2 separate regions of the Homo sapiens genome follow, and region 1 is linked to region 2. A link is a contact called in ENCODE Hi-C or POLR2A ChIA-PET data. All regions are on one chromosome and are shown on one strand. The core of a region is the stretch at or near the end of the contact, and the rest is flanking DNA. Distances in the headings are between cores, read along the strand shown.

What was found. Hi-C counts contacts between places; a loop is a spot of excess contacts on that map. ChIA-PET counts read pairs that join two places held with the same protein, here RNA polymerase II (POLR2A). Pooled maps may share reads with other maps.
Region 1: a map of endothelial cell of umbilical vein shows a loop between it and region 2 (2.1-fold over the local background). The contact joins two enhancer-like sites. A Hi-C loop is called at or near these places in 4 of 168 maps with a recorded cell type or tissue (endothelial cell of umbilical vein and heart left ventricle) and 7 of 50 pooled maps. POLR2A ChIA-PET finds 5 or more read pairs at or near these places in 3 of 52 experiments (MCF 10A, OCI-LY7 and activated T-cell).

What each region holds. Positions count from the first base shown.
Region 1 is chr9:14,235,436-14,241,702 of GRCh38, forward strand. The region is part of intron 2 of NFIB (nuclear factor I B); the gene reads right to left. Among named protein-coding and RNA genes, the nearest start is that of NFIB, 76 kb to the right of the region's middle. RefSeq lists an enhancer at 2,729-3,490. Within about 2 kb of position 2,761, at least 6 of the 41 ENCODE cell types and tissues checked have a DNase peak (open chromatin) inside an H3K27ac peak, as active enhancers do; they include endothelial cell of umbilical vein, where a contact is called at or near this core.
Region 2 is chr9:14,151,465-14,158,174 of GRCh38, forward strand. It overlaps NFIB (nuclear factor I B), which reads right to left. Exons shown (of 11, transcript NM_001190737.2): 4 at 4,361-4,429. Among named protein-coding and RNA genes, the nearest start is that of NFIB, 160 kb to the right of the region's middle. Within about 2 kb of position 3,772, at least 3 of the 41 ENCODE cell types and tissues checked have a DNase peak (open chromatin) inside an H3K27ac peak, as active enhancers do; they include endothelial cell of umbilical vein, where a contact is called at or near this core.

The sequences.
Region 1 (6,267 bases), core at 1,511-4,010, 83 kb after region 2:
AACAACCAAGTTTATACAGTTTGCCTGACAACTTTGACATATACTATCTCACCCTAAAAGATCCCTTTGGGTTTTCATGGGCTATCATCTTGGTTTTATACACAACTCTTATTTGGTTATATGTCACTTACCTAAGTCCAAGAATTACGAAGCACAGTTGTTCAGTTAATTTATTTCTTATTTTTAAAAAAAGCACTGTTGTACTGCTGTAGATAGAACAACTCTAATCTTCACGTACTGCTGAATTACAATTAGGTGCTAAATCACCTTCAAAGAATGAACAACCTTTTGTTTTGAGGCTCGTCCAGAAGCATCACTAGGACCTGATATGTACAAGAAAGAAAAAAATAGTAACCTGGGCAGTAAGAGTTTTGTCAGAAGGAATGCTTGTCCTTATCAGAAACACCACTTATCCCCAAGGCTTGAACTTTAACTATGAAACTTTACCCACTGGGTTTTTAACACAATTACTACTGCAAGCTCACCATTATGTATTTAAACTCACAATAAAGAATCAATGCCTGATATTGCATTATTTCCTAAAAGCAGATTTTGATGGAAGACAAGAGGCTGGGCTCCAGTATCAAGAGTGTACAGGATATTTTTTAAAGACATATTTAAATAATAGCATTGATCATAACACAATAATCACTATACCCTCATCTTCCATTCCTACAACAAAGCCCCTTAACAAAGACATGTGTACGCATTATAGCTACCAGTTTTATATGGAACTGCCCACTAATAGCTAAATTGGCATCTTTATGAATTTAAGGTTCTCTATAATGTTGATTATGGCTACTGCTTTTGACTGTATTTTTCAAAACTGACCACAAAATAGAAGCTTCTAACTTCTCTCTGCCCTTGTGTTTGCAATCTCCAGAGAAAGCACTCCTTAATTTCATCATAGTGGTCAGTAATCTTTAGTGATTGAGACAGAAATTAAAATTGATTATTTGAATTCTGACAAGCTGCTTATGTTTGTAATTACCATAAAACTCTACCACAAATGCCCTAGAGTCCACGGGTGTGAGTGAGGGGTTGATAGGAAATGATCCATTTTCATGTATCTAGATTTAGGACGATGCATGTGGAATTGTAGAGCCACTTAAGATCACACTCATCCGTGCTGGACTAACTGAAGAGGGAAGTCACTATCCTCTCTTAATAGACCAGACAGTCCTCACGTCATTGCTACAATTAAATTCCAGAGAATTTTTTGGATTCTATTTAATGAATAAGGATATATTTTTCATGTGGTGTCATTGTTTCACTACTTCCCATGTTTATTTGGACAGATTCATAGCACTGGGTAGGAAATGTATTGGTTGGCAACTTCAGTTTTGGAAGAGAAAGTAAACACATGCTGATTAGCAAACAGTAAACTCTACTGTGTTTAATTTTGGCTTCTCTTTAAAAAAAAAAAAATAAAAACACAAAAAAGCCACTATTTGGTGTTGTGTTCCAAGTAGGAGCATTTGTCCCTAAGTTCTTTCCTAACCCCTTACTGGAGGGCTTCCAGAATTGCTCTCATTTTTTTTTCTTCTTCCCCTAACACCAGTGGCAAACGCCAACATTATTTAAGAAAATACTTGTGCATATGGTATCCTCCTAGCACAGATTTGCCATCCAGTTGAACAGTAGGGCCACTAACCCACACAAACTAAACTGCAAAATTATGAACTGCATAAACATAAACAATTGAATTTAGCCCTAATAAATTCAAGGTAAAATCACACTTCTGAAATTCCTAAAAGGCTACGTCACTGAAAACTATCAGGTCTGAGAACTGAAGGTGGTAAATATGACAATCTAAAACTTCCAATGCTCTCTTTAGAGCCAATTTCTTTCATCTATCTCATCCTATTGATTTACTGTGACTCCCCAAATTATTCTCCAAGCTTTAGCCATTCTTAGCCCTCTTCTCATCCATCTTCAGAAGATCATCAAAATCCCTAACACCCAAAAAGTGCCGAAGGCCAGCACACACAGGGAAAAGCTTGGCCACCTAAGATATACCATTGCCCACTGAGCACAAAAGCTCTTCATTATGTCTATGTACCTTCTCATTAAACAGAGCTGGTGTCTGATCTTTTCACTGCTCATGATTACTACTCATTATTAATCAGACTTCCCAACATGCTTCCAAGGTATGCAAAATCTCGTCCCCACATACCAGATGGGAAAGCTGAGGCATCCAAAAGTTAAATAACTCCCAAATAGCCCAATATAAGAGGTCAGCAACATCTCTTGCCGATCTACATTGTTTCTTATTCAATAAACATTTATTATTGATCTACCAAGCTCCTCACCCTGCTAGGTATAACAGTGTGTGTGTGTGTGTGTGTGTGTGTGTGTGTGTGTGTGTGTGTGTGTGTGTAAGCTCCTCACCCTGCTAGGTATAACAGTGTGTGTGTGTGTGTGTGTGTGTGTGTGTGTGTGTGTGTGTGTGTGTATTCTACCATATTCTGGGTTCTGGGCAAAACAGCAGATTATCAAAGTCCTAACCCACATGAGGCTTACGGTCTAGGAGGGGTAAGAAACAGTAAACCAAGAAACAAATGAATATGAAATATGTGAGGTAGCTATGGGGCAAAGAGTACAGCAGGGTAAGGAGAAAAAGACCTGGGAAGAAGAGAGTGGTAGCTGGAGTGGTAGGAGATTTTGGGGGCACATGTAATTTAAGTCTTCCTCTGAATGAGGTAAGGGAGCAAGCCCTACCTACGATCATCTGAGAAAAAAACGGTTCCCAGCAGAAAGGACAGACAGAGCAAAGTGCCTGAGGCTCAGCTGTACTGGAGGGATGGTAGTATTGCTGCTACTGAAAGGGCAGGCAGAGTGACTCACTGGGGAGAGGGAGGCAAGGGTCAGATCACACAGCACCTGGAAGTCACCACTAAAAGTAGGGGCTACAAATATAAATGAGACTACTCAAGAGAGACAGTCTTGTGAAGAGTTTAATACGTAAGGTTACATTAAAAATTCACTGCATTAAAAGCAGTTGATGCTTTCCCTACCATCACATAAAAAGTATATGTGCACAAACAGACAGAAGGGTGCATGCGCTGAATTTTATATAGTCTAGGAAACATTTTCACATTGGTTGTTTCAGTCAAATACAAAGAAGTTACAGAACAGCATCGAGTACCTAAGAGAGACCAAAAGCATTTCCTTCTGTAAAGCCCTGCAGCTGAGGGCTTACATCCGCCTGGTCCAATCAGTTCATTTCCAAACAAAGGTAGGAAATGGCTGCATCCTAGTATTTCATTGTGGACTCATGACTCAGTGCTTTGGAACTTGGTATCTTTGGGAGTGAGTGTCTATTCTCCACGTCTCTTGCCACAGGGGGAAAAAGGTACAGATAAACAGTAACACAATTTCACCCAACCGAGATATAAATCTGTGGGCTTCTCCACCCTTCTCAAAAATAAATGAATGAATGAAGGAAATTCAGTTCCTGCTTTTTTTTCTTCCCTTCTCTGTTTTGTTTCCTAATTCCCAGGACTCCCTGGTGTCTCCTAAACAGCATAAGGTCAACTGATGGTGAAAGTACATCACATGATAATTATTCAAAAGCTGTTATGTTATACAATATAGTTTATAATAGGAAAAGGAGTTACATTTGATTCTGCAAGAGCAGTCGGTAATATGCCCATTACATAGGGATTCTAAGAAACTAAAATTAAGAAATTTGTCCTAAAGAACAAATTGATTCTCCTCCATCATTTAACCAAAAAGGTTTGTAGTATTTTGTATTCACAATGTTACACAGGAGAACAGTAACTTAACTTTGAAAACTGTTTTCACACAATGGTCACAAAGAAAATAACACATAAATCCCATTAGGTCTTTTTGTAAAAAGCTTCCATAATTTCCAAATCCACGGTGTAGAGAGGAAAAGAGGAAAATGGCATGTGTATATGTTCTAAGACTATTACTTCAAATGAATAAGGTTTAGAGGTATACTTAACATACAAACTGTTTCCTTCAGGAAAAAGTGCAGGAACTCCTGGATAGACACAATACTCATTTCTGATGAAAGTTACAGAAGAAACTACCAGTTGTGTATGATCTAATACTACAAGTCACTTATTATCTATGAAGGAAAACAGAAAGAGAAAAGATAAGAAAACAACATTTAAATAAGAATGAGAAAGGAATCTCTGTTCTAACTTAAAGATACATAAACATATAAATCCAAATATGAGCCAAATTATTTTATAATGATATCCATGTGATCAATGAGGCATAACCACAAGAACCTTACACGATTATAATGAGAGAAGCTTCGAAACAGGAAATTTCTATCTACAAAAAGTACAAATTATTTTCAGAATATTGGAGGAATCTGGGGTTTTCTACCCAGCAGAATAAATTATGAAAACAGTGAAAGATACCCTCCAGAGGGAGAGAGTGCAAGAGTTTATATGTTAAAGAGAACATTACATTTCACTTTTCCAATGTAGAAACAAACTGAAGAAAATTTAGAGGGGATGGTGAGGATGAAGAGAAATAAAATCATAAAAAGGAATGAGTAAAAAATGTAATAAAAGAAGAGGAATATGGTTTCCACTTATATTAGTTTTGTCCTTCCATTAAAAATTATACCTTAAAGTCCATTACTCTTGACTATATTGCCAATTTCTCAAATAATACACTGGTCAAGTTCCAAAATTTCATTAAATATATAAATTGCATACATAAAAGTTCCTGTGTAGCCTATGGAAACATTTTAAATTTTCTTCAGCAAAATTGGGCCTAAAGTTTGGAAAAATTCCTAGAGAGTGAAATTAATCTCTCTGTCCCCATCTCTCCCTCTCTCCCTCTCTCTTTCTCTCCCTCTCTCTCAATAGATAATATTACCCTACTATATATCCTGCCATATATCTTTATACTCCAATTTCCTACCTAGTCCCCTATTCAGACATGCATAATGCTTCCATTTTGAAGCATATGGCTGGGGAGCCAAAAGAATTTAAATTGCCTTCAAAATGTGCATCGCATTATAAATGGTGTGAAAAAAGATCTTACTATTCAGCTCTCAACTTGGAGCATAAAGCAAAGAAGAAGCAACACAAGACTGCTTCAAACTTTATCCAAAAACTCAACAGCTTCACTTGTTTATAGAGGTACAAAAAGTATGCGACACAGTTTATAAAACAAGAACGATGTACTGTATGCAAAAGTAAAGTTAAAAGCAAAGTATAGTAACAGCCCTATCTCGTTACAAACACTTGGCAGCATGTCTAAAGTACCATGGTCAAAAACATGATACCGTCTGCGTTGTACTTCTGCCAGAAAGCACTCCCTAAGTCCAAGTCTCTTTAGCCATCATCACCACCTCATTTGGCAAACTCTCCCAAGCCTCAGTTCATCTACTCAAAATTACTCCACAGAAAGCAGACAAACTCTCTAGCTTTGTAGGCTGCAAGTATCACAATGAAGTAGCATTGGCAAGTGACAGCGTAAGATGGAGCTCTGAGGTTAGAAAGCCAGGACCAACTAAACTGTATCCTCAAAGCTTATTTGCATATCAAGTTGAGCAGGGCTGTCTTCATTTTGGTAATTCAGGGTTTCTTCTCTACTCTCACAGTAATTCCAATGGGTCTTTCTGAATCAGCCGCAGCTGAGAAAGAAAGCACATGGCAAGAATACACTCAGGCACCGAATACCTTTTAGGCAAATGAGGGGCAAATGTATTCGGCAATTACCTGCCATTTAACCATTTCTGGCCAGGTCTTTTGAATAATTCCAGAACCTCAAAAACTGCCTCAATAGTTATGTATGCATAACGGACCAGGCCATTACCAAGGCTAAGTAAATACAAGAATATGCATCAAGGTTTAGGTAATAAGTAGATAAATAGACTATATCAGTATCAACATCCATATCTACCTGTGGCATTTATAACTAAAAAAACAGCAGTTCATAATACATAAGTATAAATGTGGCAGTGAAAAGATGACTGATAGGACAGAAGTAGCTGCATGAATTATTAATTTTCCTAGGGCACGTAAGAATTGGCTTCCAAATTTTTCTTTAATCGACTTTCTCCAAAGTAGCATATTACATAATTCAAAAAAAAACAGATATTGTCATCTTAAGTTTACAGCTTGCCATATTTCCTAGAAAATAAACAATAATTAACAACATATCTCATAGTTGTTCCCTCCCCACCTTTCTTCAAGAAACTTTACACTCTGAAATGTAGATACATAAGCTACTTTTGGATCAGGGCCCACAACCATATGCTTCCAAAGGAATAAT
Region 2 (6,710 bases), core at 2,522-5,021:
TAAAACATTCATGCGAAACACATAAATACCAAAATAGATGAAAATGAAACTGTCCAAATTAATGACATGATCCAAAACTGCTGTAGAATTTCAAGGGAAAAAGAATCCAATACCAGCTTGAATTGTCCAAGAAGTCTGCGAAAAGCCATAGCTGGCACTGGACTCTGGAGAATGAGTAAGAGATTAGAGGGAGGTCATTCTAAACAGGGACTGCTGCAGAAGCAAAATCATAGGTAGAGATAATGTGCAAAGTGGAGACCAGGCAGGTTGGTGTCAAAGAACTCCTTAAGAATAGTTTCCATTTCTTTACCTGTCTTAATCAGCCCTTCAAAAGCTCACACGAAATTGTACTCTGGGGCTTTGCAACAAAATTCTAGAGCCCCTGAGATGCACTCTAAGCATACGTGGTCTACTTAAACTCCTCCTCTCTCCCATCTGCCTCAAGTTGAGTATAAAATTCCAAAGGGATTGCAGATTTTTATGGAAGTTTTCTTACCCCTCATTTTTAATGAATATTCTAAATGTGTTCACTACCCTTTGAATTGTATTTTAATATTAGGCAGGCTAAGATTAACTTAAAATATTTTTAAGAAAGTATGATTAGGAGGTACAAGCTTTATCACAGAGAAGTAACCACGGAATACACAATGAACATCTCCCTTTCTGGACTAAAAATTAAATACATCAGTATATACATGACTAGTAACAGCTCCAAACTTCTGGATTATCTATCAGCCTTCTGATAGATTGTTCATGTTATATAATACACTGTAACATCCTTTACACAGAAAATACTTGTATCCAATGAGTAACTAAGTGCCTGATGGCTTGAATTATTTGGACAGCTAAAATGTAGCTATGTCTGTTGTGGCTTGAGGCACACCAAAGGTTAAAAAAATGTGAGGTAAGAAATCCCACAGTAACCGCATGTTTTATAATTTATTATTAGAACCATGTTCTATATGACACTGGAAGTGGGGTACATGCTAGAAGGAGTATTTCAGGGGCTCAAGTGAAGTAAACAATCTGTCTGGCTTCCTATCACAGTAATGGATACAATTCATAGACCTGAGTTATTAACAGGAAACTTAGAGGTTCCACCTTACATAAACTATTTTCAATTTATTAAGCTCATGCAATATTTAGGCAAAGATTTATAGTTTCTATTGAATACATATGGCTCCATAGTTAACATAATTTGCTTACCCATAAATAAACTAGATGTAATTTGTAGTAAATGATAATTTTAAAATCTTCAGAAATTGTTTTTTTCTAAATTTTGTTCCAGAAAGATTATTCCGCAGTGTCAAGACAGCAATAAAAACGACAAATATAGCATGTTCTCACTCATACATGGGAGCTTAAAAAGTTGATCTCATCGAAGGGGTTGTCAGAGGTGGGGGAGGGTGGGGAGGTGAGGAGATGAAGAGAGATTGGTTAATGGGTAAAAACATACAGTTATAATAGACAGAAAGAATAATTTCCAGTATTTGATAGCACAGCAGGGTGGCTACAGTTAACAACAATATATTACATATTTTAAAATAGCAAAAAAAGAAGATTTGAAACATTCCCAACATGAAGAAATGATAAATGTTTGAGATGACAGATATCCTAAATAGCCTGATTTAATCATTATACACTGTATGCATGGATCCAGAGATCACATGGATTCCATAAATATGTACACATATTATGTTTTAATTTTGTAAAGATAGCAATAAAATAATTTGTCTACGGATTTATGCATGAGCACTGTAAAAATTTAGTATGCATTCTGACACTAAATGGGAGATACAGAAAGGAAAGTAGATTAACAAACACGGCCAAAGTACTAAAACAACACACATGGAAATTATTTAATGACAGAGTGTGTGGGAACAGCAAGTCTCAGTCAGATATTCCTGCTTAAGAGCCTCTGGAAGAACTTACATCAGACGCAAAGATCAGTGTTAGCGCCTCTCCCAGGGAGCTACAAGAAGGCTGAAAGCTGCAAATCATGTTTAAGAGGATGCCGATATCCTCTTAGAAATGAAGCACCAAAGAACCTCAGATTCTAAGGGTTAGAGGCCAACCTTTAATCTCCCTTATTGTTCTCCTCACTCCAAAAGCTGATCCTAAATCAACTTTTAAGATGGAGATAATATCATTCAAAAGAGAGATCACTATCCTAATGCTGAATGGCTTCATTAGCTAAAGTCAACATACACATCAGTGGGTCTTATGATTGTAAAACCCTAGAGGACTGAAAGCACTAGCATACTGTAAACCCTCAAGAAGTCAGAATTTGTGATACACACATAGTGTTGTGCTGAAGTTTATGTTTACTTAGCAAACCCCTATTTCATAAATAATGAAGTTTAATTGTGTAAACAAAGATTATGATGCGGATATATTAAAACACTTAGGAGGAGAACTTATCAGGCCTTTCAGAGACACCTATTTACATATGGAGGAGAAAATAAATGTTTGCTGAATAAATTACGTAATGAATATAGATAATTAATGTGCTAATTACAAATCAGTAATGTTTGTTATAACAAATAACCTAAAAGTTTCTAGGATATGACATTATAAGTTAAGAATGAATGAATGAAGTATATTAAATTTACCTTGGTTTTGAACTGTTCTAGAAAGATAATTTTCATCTTTGTTTTAATGTTTGAAATTCAGATTTTTCAAAATATCTATCTGGGCTTTTGAAGGTTCTAATGTGGTTCTCCTTTGACAGCCCTTAGCATAATATTACCTATCATGAGGTACTAAATAAATATTTTCTGACAGCTGACTCTACTGCCCTACTCCTAAGAAGGATGAAAATATACCATTGAACTTGAACTCAGAGAAGTACAAATTTAAGCAAATAATTTAATAAGCCTCCTAACTGGAGCACCATAAGCCTTTCCGCTAAAGAAGAGTATGGGGAAGACACACACACCCCTTCAGATAACCCCTGTCTTACCTGATGCTACAAAGTGCTACTGGTAAGTCAGGCATATTTCTTCCCAAATTAAAAGTGAAAACTTTCAAATGTTGGATACCTTTGGATATCACATATTGATCTGGAAAAACACATTAAGGTACACTGCCTTGGACAATCTCCTTGCCCATCGAATACACACCCTGGGGCTACCAGAATACAGGATATTTGTGTTTCTTCTCCTACACTGCCACCATGTAAAAAGACCCATGAGAGAAGTCTTTTGGGCATACATTTATCCACTCTAGAATTATACCAGAAAGGATAAACTACTTAAGATCTTAAACGTTCATATGTATCACTCCCTGCTATACATGCTATTTGCACTGTTCACTTTAGAAATGTGAGCTATTTGAGGAACTACGGTTCAAAAGACAGTCAGTGATAGCGTGAAGATTCCTTTACTGAACAACAAGACTCTAAAACACTGCTTATTCTTATCCTCAGTAACTCGATTACTCTTTGTTCTTTCTGGATCATCATAATTCTTATTCATGACCTCTAAATATGACCCAAATGAGAAACACAACTTAGGCAGGTATCAGAGTGTGACTACATCATCTGAATAACATCACTCCGAAGTGTGATGCATTCTATCAAAATGTCAGGTGAAAATATACCCTTCAAAGTTACATAAATAAGCTAAATCAGTGAAGGGAGTATGAAGAAAGGAGTCACCTTCTTTAACATAATTAGTACATATAGATCTGCATCTTGGATATGTTTGTACATGCTAGTAATAAGTAAAAGAGTTAATCAAGGTAACGTCCCCTTTGCTTAGGTAGCCTGCCAGGTGAGCTTAGCCTAGAAAAATCTGATCCAGCCTGCTAAGAATGGTGTCTCAGGTGAAGTGGCCAGTTAAAACAATTGGACATTGTTTTGGATAACAATGCTTTCTATCTATATCCAACTACAATCTGCAAAGTTAATTTCTGCATCCCTCTACACTCTGCACGTTAGTGTGTATATCCTGTGCATCTCCAACCCCCACCAAAATGTTAGTAAAATGAAAAAGCACTTATCTACAGGAAACTTATGTGGGTTATCATAACAACATAGAGTACATTTAATTAATCACACTTCCTTTGATATAAATGGCCATCTATGGTCATGCAGAGAACAGTGAATTAAATGAATACCAATAACATGGCAATCAGAAAAACCCCAAAATTATTTTTGTACAACAAAAAGTTTTGATGATTTGAATGCAAACATTTTAGAAAATCAAGCAAAATATATTGTTATTTCATCAAAGGTTTTAAGATTTTAATTCAAATTTTCCTAATATGTGGTCACTCTTTATACTACATTTAAGGTTCAAAATATAAAGTATTTTAAATCATACTGCATGCTTAAGTAGTAACAAAACAATTTACTTACTTCTGGATACTCTTACAAGTTCTGATACATTGAAGACTCCAGATTTTACAAAACTATCCTCAAGGTAACCTGAAAATAAATATTAAAGGAAAAATGATCAATATAAGCAGAAAGTAAAATAAATGATTATACACTAGAATTTAAGTGTTTTAAAGCCAATGGTTTGAACAAAAACCAAATATGCTTACAATAAGGACTTTAAAAAATGACTCTTAGGAATGCAAATTAGGTTTGTTTAAACAAAAATAAAAAGTTTAGATACCAAATAATCTCTTAGGAAAATTTTTTCTTCCCTTTCTAAAAGTACAGGTTTATTGATGCGGTTTGATTTGCCATGGCCCATGCATACAGAATGGTCTGTGGGCTCTCAGTGAATGCTTTTGACTCGGTAGCACCTGGTAGACTAAAGCGAAAAATGAAAGAAAGAAAAAGGAAACCACAACCACAATTAGCACCTTGCTGGAATAATGTCAAAGATCTCTTAAAGCCACCGTTCTTTTGTAAACCCTTCTCTGATGAAAGAAAAGTGAACTGCTGTTACCAGCACCCCGACCCTTGTTCCAGGGTCACTAATAACATAAAAAGCAGAACTTGTATATACAGCAAATACAGAACTTTGCGTTGACCTATTTCTGGGCATCTTTAATATACGTTGCACGATTTCACTGCTTTCCTCACCCTTGCTACTATTCCACTGGACTCCTTTTATTTCAAGAATTAGACAACTTTTCTGGCAAATGGTGGTGAATCCAGGCCTCTGGGAATGCCACATGACCCTTAAGTCACACCGGGGCAGGGTCCACAGTGGCCATGGAGCCTGCTTGCTAGCTGGTCTATGTCCAAAACTAGAGATGAGAACTCCCACAAACAACAGTAACCCTGCACCCAGCCCACCCCATTCTCATCTATGTTAAGGGGGTGTAATGAGTGTGAGGAATACCTTAGCAGGGGAGGTTATGGCCTACTTGCTTCTGTCCTAGGGTGAGAATAAGTTTGAAAATCCTCAGAATTGAAATACATCTGAGAAACAAACAAACAAAACTAGATTCTAAGAACTGGCAATTTGACTGGATTTTACATAAAGCTTCAGGGCTGACCAAGGAATTAGATGCAGTTCAGAGATGTGAAGCATGGGTAGTGCAGCAACATGGAGCACTGAAATCAAAGAGCTGGGATTTGAATCCTAGCCACAGATGACCAGTTATGAAATCTTGGCTAGGTTATTAGTCCTCTTTTTGCCTCAGATTCCTCACTTAACAAATTGGAGACAATAAAAATCACCTATCTTATAGAGTTGTTACTACTGGAGATAAAAATATAAACCCCATGATAAGCATGTTACCAACAAATTAAGATCTTAGGGCCAGTGGAACCTGCGATCAGCTATATACCGAATTACGCACACTGGCCTCCAGACAGTCCAAAATGATCCGCAAATCTTTATTCAGAAAATTTACCAGAACAAAAGGCACCACACTGCTTTTCAACCATACATAGCATGAAAAGACAGAAAATCATTCAATTAGCATATGTGTTTCACTGCTGTGAACTGAGGAGCCACTGATGTTTGACATCCACCCACCCACCTTCTTTAGAAACAGAATGAAAGAAGGAGTGAGAGGAAGTTGTAAGATCTCAGTAGGGAATAAAACAGGTGCCACATTAAGTCATTATTCTGAAAAATATATATACATTTTTAAGAGTATTATAACAAAATGTCCCAATTTAATGCACTTCTATTTTAAGAAACTCTTATTTCTTGAGCAATTAATTTTTACCAGGTTAAATTCATTTCAGTAATTATTGAGAAACTTCTAAGTAACAATCACTGTACAAGGTGCTAAAAGTCATGAATACAAAAAAGGACACTGACTGTCTTGCCTGGTCGGGGAAAGAGATGTTTTGACTCTTCTGGACCACTGTAACTTACTATCATATAGAAAGATTTTTGTTGCTTTTGTTATTGTTTATAGTTCATTATACTTTATTTTATATAGGGTAAACTTAATAAAGTAAATATATTAAGTACAAAACCTTCTTTATCTTGGGAGGCCGAGGTGGGTGGATCACAAGATCAGGAGTTTGAGACCAGCCTGGCCAATATGGTGAAACCCCATCTCCACTAAAAATACAAAAATTAGCCGGGCATGGTGGCGGGCACCTGTAGTCTCAGCTACTCGGGAGGCCGAGGCAGGAGAATCACTTGAACCCGGAAGGCAGAGGTTGTAGTGAGCCGAGATGGAGCCATTGCATTCCAGTCTGGGCGACAGAACAAGACTCCATCTCAAAAAAAAAAAAAAAACAAAACAAAACAAAAAAACAAAACAACCTCCTTTATCATGACTACAGC